Regions from separate parts of the Homo sapiens genome. Here all the other regions are linked to region 3. The links are chromatin contacts, found by Hi-C or POLR2A ChIA-PET in ENCODE. All regions are on one chromosome and are shown on one strand. The core of a region is the stretch at or near the end of the contact, and the rest is flanking DNA. Distances in the headings are between cores, read along the strand shown.

Evidence for each region. Hi-C counts contacts between places; a loop is a spot of excess contacts on that map. ChIA-PET counts read pairs that join two places held with the same protein, here RNA polymerase II (POLR2A). Pooled maps may share reads with other maps.
Region 1: a map of naive thymus-derived CD4-positive, alpha-beta T cell shows a loop between it and region 3 (14-fold over the local background). The contact joins the promoter of NAGS here to the promoter of ETV4 in region 3. A Hi-C loop is called at or near these places in 1 of 168 maps with a recorded cell type or tissue (naive thymus-derived CD4-positive, alpha-beta T cell), 2 of 37 single-sample maps with no recorded cell type and 9 of 50 pooled maps. POLR2A ChIA-PET finds 5 or more read pairs at or near these places in 1 of 52 experiments (HepG2).
Region 2: a pooled map shows a loop between it and region 3 (3-fold over the local background). The contact joins the promoter of FAM215A here to the promoter of ETV4 in region 3. A Hi-C loop is called at or near these places in 1 of 50 pooled maps. POLR2A ChIA-PET finds 5 or more read pairs at or near these places in 2 of 52 experiments (CD8-positive, alpha-beta T cell and activated CD4-positive, alpha-beta T cell).

The regions. Positions count from the first base shown.
Region 1 is chr17:44,002,474-44,006,229 of GRCh38, forward strand. NAGS (N-acetylglutamate synthase) reads left to right here and starts at 2,149. Exons shown (of 7, transcript NM_153006.3): 1 at 2,149-2,616; 2 at 3,164-3,438; 3 at 3,551-3,756. The coding sequence starts at 2,191. It also overlaps a transcript of PYY not described here. RefSeq lists an enhancer at 3,072-3,756.
Region 2 is chr17:43,914,487-43,918,691 of GRCh38, forward strand. FAM215A (family with sequence similarity 215 member A) reads left to right here and starts at 2,722. Exons shown (of 1, transcript NR_026770.1): 1 at 2,722-3,501. LOC105371787 (a long non-coding RNA gene) reads right to left here and starts at 2,738. Exons shown (of 2, transcript XR_001752898.2): 1 at 2,652-2,738; 2 at 1-284. RefSeq lists enhancers at 2,544-3,365, 3,366-4,186.
Region 3 is chr17:43,544,080-43,548,007 of GRCh38, forward strand. It overlaps ETV4 (ETS variant transcription factor 4), which reads right to left and starts at 2,261. Exons shown (of 13, transcript NM_001079675.5): 1 at 2,106-2,261; 2 at 1,479-1,589; 3 at 1,195-1,288; 4 at 896-943. The coding sequence starts at 1,538. It also overlaps a transcript of DHX8 not described here. RefSeq lists enhancers at 850-1,627, 1,628-2,405, 2,527-2,686 and silencers at 1,457-1,516, 1,557-1,606, 2,057-2,176, 2,227-2,366, 2,387-2,436.

The DNA of each region.
Region 1 (3,756 bases), core at 899-3,398, 460 kb after region 3:
AACAACAGAGGGTCCTCTTTCCCCCTCTACAACAACAGAGGGTCTGACTGGATCAGAGTGTACCCAAGGGCAGGATGTGTGCAGCTGACAGTGCCCAGCACATGGACACAGTATGAAGTAACATTGAATCATATCCTGTGAATGTTTTCAAGCCTTTCAACTCCTTTCCAAAACTTGCTTAACAGCATGGATCTGGAGCAGAACTGCTTCCTAGACCAGCTCCACGGCTTGTGAGCTGAGTGACCCTGATCCTCACATATTTCTGTACCTCCATTTTCTCATCTGTAAAATGGGAATAATGATAATAGCTATCCTGGAGTCACTGAGAGGATTAAATGAATGACTATTTGTGAAGTCCTTTGCATAGTGCCTAGCATTCGACATGTGTTAGCTATTCCTCTACCACACAGAAGGCTTTGCTTGGTGCTAGGGTATCTTTAACACATGGCACCTGCTAACCTTCCATGTTACCAAGAAAGCAGGCAAGCTATGCAGATGGAATATAATGGAATGTAATAACATTGTTTTCCTCTCACTTGATTCTTTTTTAATTTTGATTTTAATTTTAATTTTAATTTTTTTGAGACAGGGTCTCATTCTGTCGCCCAGACGGGAGTGCAGTGGCACAGTCTCAGTTCACCGCAATCTCCTCCTCCCAGGCTCAAGTGATTCTCTGGCCTCCTGAGTAGCTGGGATTACAGAAACATGCCACTACTGCCTGGCTAATTTTTGTATTTTTAGTAGAGATGGGGTTTCACCATGTTGGCCAGGCTGGTCTTGAACTTCTGACCTCAAATGACCCACCCGCCTCCTCACTTGATTCTTAAGGCTTATGGCAAGTGATACTGGCCTAGTTACAGACCTAACATGGATAAACTTTAAGTTTAAAAAGGTTAAAGAGGGCCGGGCGTGGTGGCTCACGCCTGTAATCCCAGCACTTTGGGAGGCTGAGGCAGGTGGATCACGAGGTCAGGAGTTTGAGACAATCCTGGCCAACATGGTGAAACCCTGTCTCTACTAAAAATACAAAGATTAGCCGGGTGTGATGGTGTCTGCCTGTAATCCCTGCTACTCAGGAGGCTGAGGCAGGAGAATCGCTTGAACCCAGAAGGCGGGGATTACAGTGAGCCGAGATCGCAACACTGCACTCCAGCCTGGGCAATAGGGTGGGACTCCATCTCAAACAAACAAACAAACAAAAAAAAAAAAAAAAAAAAGGGTTACAGAGGTCGAGTGAAGTAGCTCACACCTGTAATCCCAGCACCTTGGGAGGCAGAAGTGGGAGGACTGCTTGAGCTCAGGAGTTCACGAACAGTCTGGGCAACATGGTGAACACCCGTCTTCAAAAAAAATAATTTTTTTTTAAATCAGCTGGGCATGGTGGTGTGCATTTGTGGTCCCAGCTACTAGGGAGACTGAGGCAGGAGGATCATTTGAACCTGGGAGGTGGAGGCTGCAGTGAGCTATGATTGCACCACTGTACTGCAGCCTGGGCAACAACAGAGTGAGACCCTATCTCAAAAACCAAAATAAAAAACTCTATTTTATTTTATTTTTACCAGATGTGATATTCGATAAAGAAAAGCATTAACACTAAAGTATTATAAGTTTTGAGGGGTGTTTTGAGGATATCACAGAATTCCTCAAGCTGGTACCCAGTGACTGGAGTTTGGCAAACCCTGGTAACCTCATGGTCATTCATTAGGATCTTTTTTGAGCTCAGGCAACAGGACAGACAAGGCCAGCACCACCCGCCCCCGCCCTCCCACTGCCCCCCTTCTTCTACTCTTTCCAGCGCCCTCCTTCCAGCCCCCTGCCCAGCCCTGTGCTCAAAGCCACCTACAGTCCCTTCTTCTCTGGTCAGAATGCCAATCATCCAAGGCCCTGCAGACTCCCAAAGCCGCCCCTGGAACCTACCTTGGCAGCAGATTAAAGACAACCCGCCACATTTAGTCTCGGCCCCATGACCGATAGTGGGTTCAGTTCCTCCAGGGGCGGGGGAGCCTAGTGGCCCCGCCCCCTGACTCATGGCCTGACCCTCCTCAAACGCACCCAGAGGAGACTCCTGGTCCCCTGTCCGGACCCCGCCCCGACCAGGTCCAGCCCCGCCCAACGGCAAGTTAAGAGCCCCCCAGTGCCAGACGCTCCAGACAGACTGCCACTCTTGGGGGGCAAGAGTTGGTTGTCGTCATGGCGACGGCGCTGATGGCTGTGGTTCTGCGGGCAGCTGCTGTAGCCCCGAGGCTGAGAGGCCGGGGAGGCACTGGGGGCGCCCGAAGGCTGAGCTGTGGCGCGCGGCGGCGGGCGGCGAGGGGCACCAGCCCGGGGCGCCGGCTCAGCACCGCCTGGTCGCAGCCCCAGCCCCCGCCCGAGGAGTACGCGGGCGCGGACGACGTCTCCCAGTCGCCCGTCGCCGAGGAGCCGTCGTGGGTGCCGAGTCCCAGGCCCCCGGTGCCCCACGAGTCCCCAGAGCCTCCTTCGGGCCGCTCGCTGGTGCAGCGGGACATCCAGGCCTTCCTGAACCAGTGCGGGGCCAGCCCTGGGGAGGCGCGCCACTGGCTCACGCAGTTCCAGACCTGCCATCACTCCGCGGACAAGCCCTTCGCCGTCATCGAGGTGAGCGGAGCCCGGCGTGGGCCGTGACGCAGCGAGGGGATGGGGTTGTGCGGCCACCTGTCCTCAGGCATGGCAGGATACGCTGCGGGCTCTGCGCAGCGGAAGCGGGAAGGAGCCCGGCAGGGCCCAGACCAGCGCCGCCGGGAATGGGAGAGGCCGTAAGCTCCTCCGGAAGCCTCCCGCCCAGCCCGAGTGAGGATCCTGGGGGACCCCACCCGCCAGGTGTGATGCTCTGAAGAAGGCCCCCAACATGGGCGCAGTTAGGGGTTCAGAAGGACCTGGACAGGAGCCGCTTGCACTGCCCCTCCCCCAAAGATGTCCCGGAGTCCAAGGTCGGAGGGAGGAGGGCGGGAGGTACCCCAGCGTGAGACAAGGGAGTGGCAAGACCCAACGGGGCAAAGGGCGGAGCAGGTGGGCACTGGTGGCCAGAACTGGGTCCTGACAGCTTCTGGAAGGGTAGGGTCACCGAGACGGCCCTGCAGGCCAGGCTGTGGGAGCCAGCGGCTCAGGTCCGTGTCACGCTCCTTGAAAGCCCACTCCTCCGCAGGTGGACGAGGAGGTGCTCAAGTGCCAGCAGGGCGTATCCAGTCTGGCCTTTGCCCTGGCCTTCTTGCAGCGCATGGACATGAAGCCGCTGGTGGTCCTGGGGCTGCCGGCCCCTACGGCTCCCTCGGGCTGTCTTTCCTTCTGGGAGGCCAAGGCGCAGCTGGCCAAGAGCTGCAAGGTGCTGGTAGACGCGCTTCGACACAACGCCGCCGCTGCTGTGCCATTTTTTGGCGGCGGGTCTGTGCTACGCGCTGCCGAGCCGGCTCCCCATGCCAGGTGAGTGCCCGCCCTGCCCGCCCAGGCGTCCTCAGAGCGTGCTACTCTGCCCGCCCTGCCCCGTCCGGCAGGCCTGGAGGGGGCCCTCTCGAGCACCACGTCTGGCCCACAGCTACGGCGGCATCGTCTCGGTGGAGACAGACCTGCTGCAGTGGTGCCTGGAGTCGGGCAGCATCCCCATCCTGTGCCCCATCGGGGAGACGGCCGCGCGCCGCTCCGTGCTTCTCGACTCCCTGGAGGTGACCGCGTCGCTGGCCAAGGCGCTGCGGCCCACCAAAATCATCTTCCTCAATAACACAGGCGGCCTGCGCGACAGCA
Region 2 (4,205 bases), core at 1,472-3,971, 370 kb after region 3:
AAGAAATAAATTCCTGGAAACAATTTGTAATCTTTCTTGCTAATCCTTAGCTGCTCATCATGGCTGAGTCTAATCTCGAAGGCATCTAGACTTGATTAAGATACCTTTACTAATGCACCCTAAATCTGTTATTAGCTTGACATCAGACACAGGACTTGAGGACAGCTTAGCAGCTCTTGACAGCAGCTGGCAGGAATTATGTAATGTGAGAGTCTTCTGGCTTTCAGAGACCACTTTCCTCCTCCAGGGCAGAAAACTCAGCTGTTTGGCCTTGGTTTTTGCGTCTGTAAAATGGGAGGTTGGGGGATAGGAACTAGATTACTAACTTCCCTTCAAAATTCATCCATCTAAAGAGACAACTTTGCACTCTGCTCATAAAAAAGATAAAAATCTTTCCAACAGGGATTTCCAAGAAGTGGCCTCTTGGTAGATATTTCTTGAAATATTATTCCATTCAATAAATATCTATTCCCACCTGACTGAAGTTCTTCGAGGACAACAATTATATCTTAGTGATCACTGTAACTCCAGCACCTAGTTCAGTGCTGGCCATTGAGTAGGTGCTCAGTATTTTTTAATTAATTAATTTTGAGATGGGGGTCTCAGTAGTTTCCCCAGGCTTAATCTTGAACTCCTGGTCTCAGGGAATCCTCCCACCTCAGCTTCCTGAGTAGCTGGGACTACAGGTGTGCATCACCACACCTGGCTCTAGGTGCTCAGTTAATACAAGGTGCAGAATCTCTGGGAGGCAGGGCAACACAATAGTGGTTTGTAACGTTCCCCAGGTGATTCCCATATACAGCCAGGCGAGGCCTGCCCGGCAACTACATGCAGAGAGGACCCCCGAGGCCTCTTTCCTCAGAAGGTAGCTGTGGTCATGGAGGGCACTCAGGGTGGCAAGGCCTGCTCCTGAAAAAGCCGTGAAAACCCAGAGGAGATGGAAGAGAAGAGGCCACCAACAAAGGATGGCCCCAACAGTGCTTCCCAGTGCCCACCCTGCAAAAGGGGCTTCTGTTTAGTACTAAGGACATGGAGTTCAGAGAGGCTGATAACTGGCCCCCGACCACACCCAGCCAGCAGCTCCAGGGTCTCTAGTCCTCACAGTCCCTGGCATTGCATCTGAGAGTAGGGGCAGAGCTAATGCCATCAGTAGGAGTCACTTTTGTCCCCTAACTTAGGGGAGACTGTCCTGTCCTTACAAAGGAATGTGTAAGCACAGCTGATCAACATCTGCATAAGGAAAGATGTTTCTTTATGCATTTCTGGCTCCATCGAGACTCGTGACTCAACCAGTCCTGTGGCTGCCAACCAGAAGCAGACTCAGCATTCAAGGACCATTTTCCATACCCCTATATCTGCATGCCCAACCAATCAGCAGCACCTCTACCCTACCCTAGACCCTGCCCACCAAACTATCTTTGAAAAACTAATCTTCAAGTTTTGGGGGAGACCGATTTGAGTAATAACTATTTCCTGTGTGCCCGGCCTTGTGTCAATTACTCTTTCTTTACTGCAATGCCATGGTCTCAGTGGATTGGTTTTGTCTGTGCAGTAGGCAGGAAGAACCCATCAGGTGATTACAGTACCTGCACCCCCAACCTGCTTTGGGAAGAATCCAGCCAAAAAACTTGAGGCCTGCAGCCTCAGGGTGAGAACAAGACAAAAGGGGGATGGAGGGAGATTGACTCGCTGTGTCTCAGCTCCAGAGCAGCCCCCCTGCAGCCTCCCAAGGGTTTATGCAAATCATCAAAGGGATTCCTTGAGGCAAAAGGTTTGAGTCTGCAGTTCTGAGACCCCCAAGGATGTGAGGAGAGACCCAGGCCTATCTCCTTTGGGAGGGGCCCCAAACTTGGGGGAAGGGATACTGGATGCCAACTGAAACCCAAACATAAAATTCTAAGCTCACCCAACCATCTGAATGGACTCCTCCTCTCCACTCAGCAAAGGGCATTCCAAAGTTAACCTGAAAACTAGTTCAGGCCATGATGGGAAGGGGAGCCCAGTCATGCCTAATTATACGATCCCTCCTTTTGGACTTACTGATAGAACAGACTCTTTAAGTCTGAAAGGAAACATTTACAGTCTATTCTCTCTGAAGCCTGCCACCTGGAGGCTTCACCTGCGTGATAAAACCTTGGTCTCCACAATCTCTTATCTTAACCCAAACATTCCTTTCTGTTGATTTTAAGTCTTTAGACAGTAATTTAACTCTTTCCACCAATTGCCAATCAGAAAATCTTTCGATCTACTTATAACCTGGAAGTCGTCCACTTCCCCAACCCCATTCCAGTTGTCCAGCCTTTCCAGATCAAACCACTGTACATGTCGCATATATTATTGATGTCCGATGTCTCCCTGAAACACATAAAACCAAGTTGTGGCCTGATCACCTTGGGCACATGTTCTCAGGATCTGCTGAAGGCTGTCATGGGCCATTGGTCATGCATAGTAGGCTCAAAATAAATCCCTTCAAATATTTTACAGAGTTTGACTCTTTTGGTTGACACACCAAGCTCAAGCAGGAAGAACCGGGCTCAAGAACTGTCTCTCTCCTTTCTCTCTGTTAGGCATGGGGGGGAAGGGAGTGTTGTGTTAGGCATGCGGAGGGGAAGGGAACAGGGTTGTGTGCAGAGGAAAATGCAAATTCTTACCTTGTCAGGGTCTCTGACCTGATGGCGACCCGTGGTGGAGTCTTCACAGAGACAGATACCACTGCAAGGGCAGACCCAGACTGTGCAACCCCCAAAGCAGGTCTCCTCACTCACCGGGATAGATAGAACTATCGGCCCCAATTCCTCAGCCCTACCTGCAACCACCGCTTGCCATGGTTTCCTTGTGGGTGGAGGGTACTTTCCCGCCCCCTGGTTTCGGGCTTGCCCACGTGGCTTGCTCTGGCCATGGAATGAAGCAGAAACGAAAGCCTGCCAGTTCTGAGCCTACGCCGGAAGACGCCTTGGGCGGTTCCGCGGTCCCTGTGCGCTTCCACCTTCACCCAGAAGGACTTCTCTGGTGCAGCCGCTGCTTCTTCAGCCACGGCCCAAAAGGATCGGAGCCCCCTGGCCGATCCGCAGGTCTGCAGGGAGCCACAGAGCGCAGCGGCCGGCCCAGCGTTCAAGCCCAAGCACAGGCCTGCGAGAACCTTGTTCCAGCCACCGTTTGGGATGGTTGATTAGGACTTGTTGCTGTGGCGGTAGCTCACCAATCCAATGCGTGCACCCGCTCCTTTATTAGGCTATAGGGCCAGTGGCTGCGACAGGGACCTGATACAACAGTGCGTTAAATAAGGAGCTTATTGAGCTATCATGTCGTAAGCCGGTGGAGAAGTCCAGGGCTAGTGTGGGGGCTCCGGCGGGGGCTGTGGCCCCCATCCGCATGGAGCCTCCCCACGGTTCACAGGTCTCGGTCTTCGGAGCCTTCAGCCCCGTGAGCCCGAACAGTCCACACGGCGGCGCCAGACCCTCTTCCCAACGCCACCCTCTGAAGCCTCCGCTCCAACCGTCTCCACTTCTGCTTCAGGCTCAGGATTTTCACTTTTCTCGAATGGGGGTGGCCCTCCCCTGATCTTCTGAGTCGCAACAGCATCTCCCTCCCTCCAGGACCTCAGAGCCAGAGCTGGGCGAGAGGCCCTGACCTCCGGGGTAGGGTGGCAGCATCCCTGTGAAGGTGCGGTCCTGCCTCCCATCCCCAGGCGCCCGGCCTCTCCCACCCTCAGCGCCCTGCTCACCGCCAGCTGAAGATGCCAGGGCACCTCTGCTTCCTCCCTGCCCTCTCTGCAGTATCGCAGAGTGAGCATAAAAGGGCTTAATATAGGCTTCACTGGTCGTGGTGGCTCGCGCCTGTGAACTCAGTAACTTGGGAGGCCAAGGCCGGAGGATCACTTGAGGCCAGGAGTTCAAAACCAGCCTGGGCAACAAGGTGAGGCCTGTCTCTAAAAAAAAAAAAAAAAAAAAAAAAGAAAAGAAAAGAATAAAATAGGTTCCTTTTTCTGGGAGATTGATGTAGGGGAGCGAGCGTGTGTGAGTTGGAAGGGAGGCATTGAGGATCAGCCATTTAAAGCAGCACACAAGGATGTTCAAGGCTAGAGATCCACAGGTGTATTTTCAGAAACTGAATTTCCTGGCTGGGCGTGGTGGCTCACACCTGTAATCCCAGCACTTTGGGAGGCCAAGGCAGGAGGATCACTTGAGGTCAGGAGTTCAAGACCA
Region 3 (3,928 bases), core at 1,011-3,510:
TTAAAATAAACCCTAAGATGGGGGTAGTTAACCCTTCCCTCTCAGAGACTGTCTAAACCACCATTTTCCCTCCCACCTGCAGCCCCACCAGCGACACCCTCAGGCCCCACCAAAACGCACTGAAGAATCCAACCAGGAAACCTCCTGAACACACCACTTCCCCATCAGACCCAGCCACGGACCCAGCCACGGACCCCACCCCAGCCAGCTCACAGCTAACTCCCCAGCACACAGGAAGGGGGGAATTTGCCTGGAGGCAGAGGTATTCAAGCGGGATGGAAGAGGGAGGAACACTTGCTATTAGAATTACAATCAAGGCTATTTGGGGAGGGAGCCCTGGGCTCTCTGTGCCAAAGGACTGCCGAAAAGAATTATTTAAACTTTTGTTGTTCTTTTGGCTTGGACAGTAAATTGTTTGGTGCTGGGGGTTGGGAAGAAGAGAAACCCAGGGGATAAGAATCAATGCTTGGGCAACTCTGGAGGATGAGTGACAAATTAATTTCTCCCCCCACCCCCCACCAACAACACCCCAACATGCACCTTGGCCTGGCGGCTTCTGCAAAACAAACTTTACAAATGAAAATTTCAACCAGGAAAATGGGCCTGGGGCCAAGTTCCATTCAAATAAGCAAATACCCCACACAATGGTCTGATTCATCCTCAAGCCTAGTTACACAAGCCTGGCTCAGGGTAGAGAAAATAAATATCAATATAAGTGTCCACGCTGGGTGCTGGGGTGAGTAGAGTGGCAAGGGACCTGGGGAGAGGGCCTTGGAGAACTCCTTGAGGCAGGGAAGGGAGAGGAGAAGTGTAGGGCTTAGGGTGGAATACCAGGGGCTACGGAGTGTCCCCCTGTCCAGCCTCCCAAAATAGAAAAGGTCACAAAACTACTCACCTTCAGCGAGCCACGTCTCCTGGAAGTGACTTAGATCCTGGAAGAGATCTGAGGGGTAAATAGTGGAATTGGAGGTGAGGTGGAGGGGACGGTAAGAGAGAAGGGGCCCTAGCAAGACCCGGTGACTCCCCTGCCTTGGGAGTAGGGACCGAGAAGAATGACCAAAATCCCTTGGAGGGCGAGTTTTTTGGGGAAACAGGCGGGGGTTCCAGAATCGGCCGTGTGTGTGTGTGTGTGTGTGTGTGTGTGTGTGTGTGTGTGGCGGAGGAGGGTCGCGGTTTGTCTCTCTTGCTCTTTACCTTCAGAGTCGAGGGGCGGCAGGGAGCCCGGGTCCATGAGCTTCCCCAGCGGGCCGATCAGCGCTTCGCGCAAGCTCCCATTTCCGGGCGATTTCTGCGAGAAGCGGGGAGAATGCCCGCGAGTCACCCTGAGGCGCTTAGTCTGGGGGACGAGGTTGGGGTCCTCGGGTGACTCAGGGGCGGGGCAGCCCAGGACTCCGCTGGGACTGCGGGGAGGGGGGCTGTGGTGAGAGTAGGGGCTGGGTGCGGGGCGGGGCGGGCGTGGAGGCCGGCGCGGCGCTCACGCTGCTGAAGGTGTAGGGCACTTGCTGGTCCAAGTATCCGGCTTTCATCCTCCGCTCCATCCGGCCGCTCCCTCCGGCCGCACGGCCGGGGCCCCAAGCGGGGGCCGAGACCTGGTGGGGGAGGGGGCTGCGTTCGCACACCGTCCAGGGAGGGCTGCGATGGGGGCGGGGAGGGGGCAGTCCCAAGGCTCTGGGTCCGACGGCGAAACTTCTCCGACTCACTGGGGCGATGGCGAGGTTTCCGCCTGCCAGGCCGAGCGCCACCACCACTCCCCTCCCGCCAAAGGCCAAAGGAGGTCCCACCTGCTCCCAGGAGCCGGGCTCGCCGTTTCTGCTTTCTGCAGCCCTGCTTTACCCGGGCTCGGTTACATAAGAACGTGTGTGTGTGTGTGTGTGTGTGTGTGTGTGTGTGTGTGTGTGTGTACGCGCGCGCGCGCGGAGGAGCAGGCGAAGCGCACACCATCGCATGCCCACAACTCCCGCGCCCCCTCCAACCCTGAATCCCAGCACCTCCCACCCCCGCCCTGGAATCTGCGGAGGCGGGTGGTGAGAGTGAGTGTGGTGTGCATTGGAGGCGAGGCGGGGAATCACAGACACTCTCCCTCCCTTTCCCTCCCGCAGCCTCACCTGAGGCCGGGGCGTCTGGGCTGGAGCCGCGGGGGGTCCCGAGCATGCCCTGGAGCCCGCACCGAGGGCCGCGGGGCTAGGCCGGAGTAAGGCGGCCCCGGCCCCGGGTCCCCAGCGCACCGACTTGTTTTTCGGGCGCAGCAGACAGTTGTGAGCCCGGGGGAGCAGCTGATTGGTGCATTTCCTTCGCTCGGCCTCAGCTCTCCACCCCCCGCCCCGCCACACCGCCCCCCGTTTCCCTTTGTTTCATTGACTTTTGTGAATGGAACCCCAGGGCTGGGCACGCCCGCCAATCCGGAGAGTCGTCCGGCCTGGCCGGGGGGCGGAGTTTCCCAGCCGCGGGGGCCAATCAGAATGTAGGGGTTGGCTCCCGGCTTCATTCAGTGCTCCGGCTCCCATTCATAAAAAAATAAAACTCGCGGCTGGAGTTCATTCATAAAGAACCGAGAGAAAAAGAGAGAAGCCGAGGACCCCGCGGCTTCTTCACCGTCTCGCCACGGTCTTGGGTCTGATGCGCCGCGTGCTCCTCCGGCTGGCGTCTGCACACGTCTCTGCATCTGCGTGTACGTGGGAGTATGAACATGTCTGTGTGCGCCCAGGAGGGAGGCGACCGGGCTTGTGTGCCCAGAGGAACAATAATAACTAGCATTTATGAAGCGCTCCGCTTCCACGTGCTCATTTCGTTCCCATAACCCGGCGAAATGGATCGTTTGTATCTTACAGATATTAAAAATGAAACTCAGAGAGGGATGGTAACTCTCCTGAGGTCACTCAGCTAGTCAGCACCTCTGGGGTTTACAGCCTCAAATCCCTCACACTCTCCTGTACACCCCTCTGAAGCCATGATTAAATGAGTTAAGCTATGTGACAACTGATACACAGTAGGTGATCAATAAATGTAAACTGGCACAGAATCCAGGCTTTTCCTCAAGGGTCTGTTCTCTGCAGAGCTGTTTTGTGACCCACTTTCTACTGATTGCAGCAGAAACCAGAAGCCCCAGGGTAGATGATTTCCGAAAGTGTAGCTCCCTCTCAGCCATCTTCCCTCTTATCTGAGAGCCAGCAAAAGGAGCAAAAGCCCCAAAGGTTCTGATGATCTGGAGGCAGGATGGGTTTCAGTTTTAGCTAAGAAGCTGGTCATAGTCTCTGTCATCTCATCCATTCACCACTTCTTTCAATAAACATTTATCGTGTCAGATACAGTGCTGGGTTCCAGGCAAGCAGCTATGTCCAAGACAGACATCTGAGGGGACCTGGGGTGCTTGGGCTGTGGCCATGGGGGCACAAAGGACATGAATCCTCAAAGGCCTTTTTGCTGAGACAATTCTCTATGTCTCCAGCCTATGCACTCCTTTGAGGACAGCCTGATTTTTTATCCTGCCTGTTTGTGATAAACACAAAAGAATGTTCAAATGCCAGGCCAGCAGGAGTGGCTTCCCAAATTCATCTAACCTAACACCCGCCACTTTACAGATGAGGCAGTGGAGTTTCAGAGAAGGAAATGACACATGTAAGCTCTTTGGGCCTGTCTGGCCAGAACTAAGGCTAAAACATACAATTGCTGTTTAGTGTTCATAAGGGCTCATTCCATGAGATCTGCTTGTGCAAATGGAAGTAAACTTCCCTTTCTATAGGTGCTGTAATATTCTATAAGGCTCATGTCTATTGTCCCTCTCCTCCAGGAAGCCTTCCATGATAGCCTGAATCAGTTCCTTTAGCCATATACAACATTCTTGACTATATCTCTGGTGTGGATGTTTTTCATCCTGCCTCATGGTATAGACATCCTTATCTATGGAGAGCTCTCCAGAGCTCATTTGCCT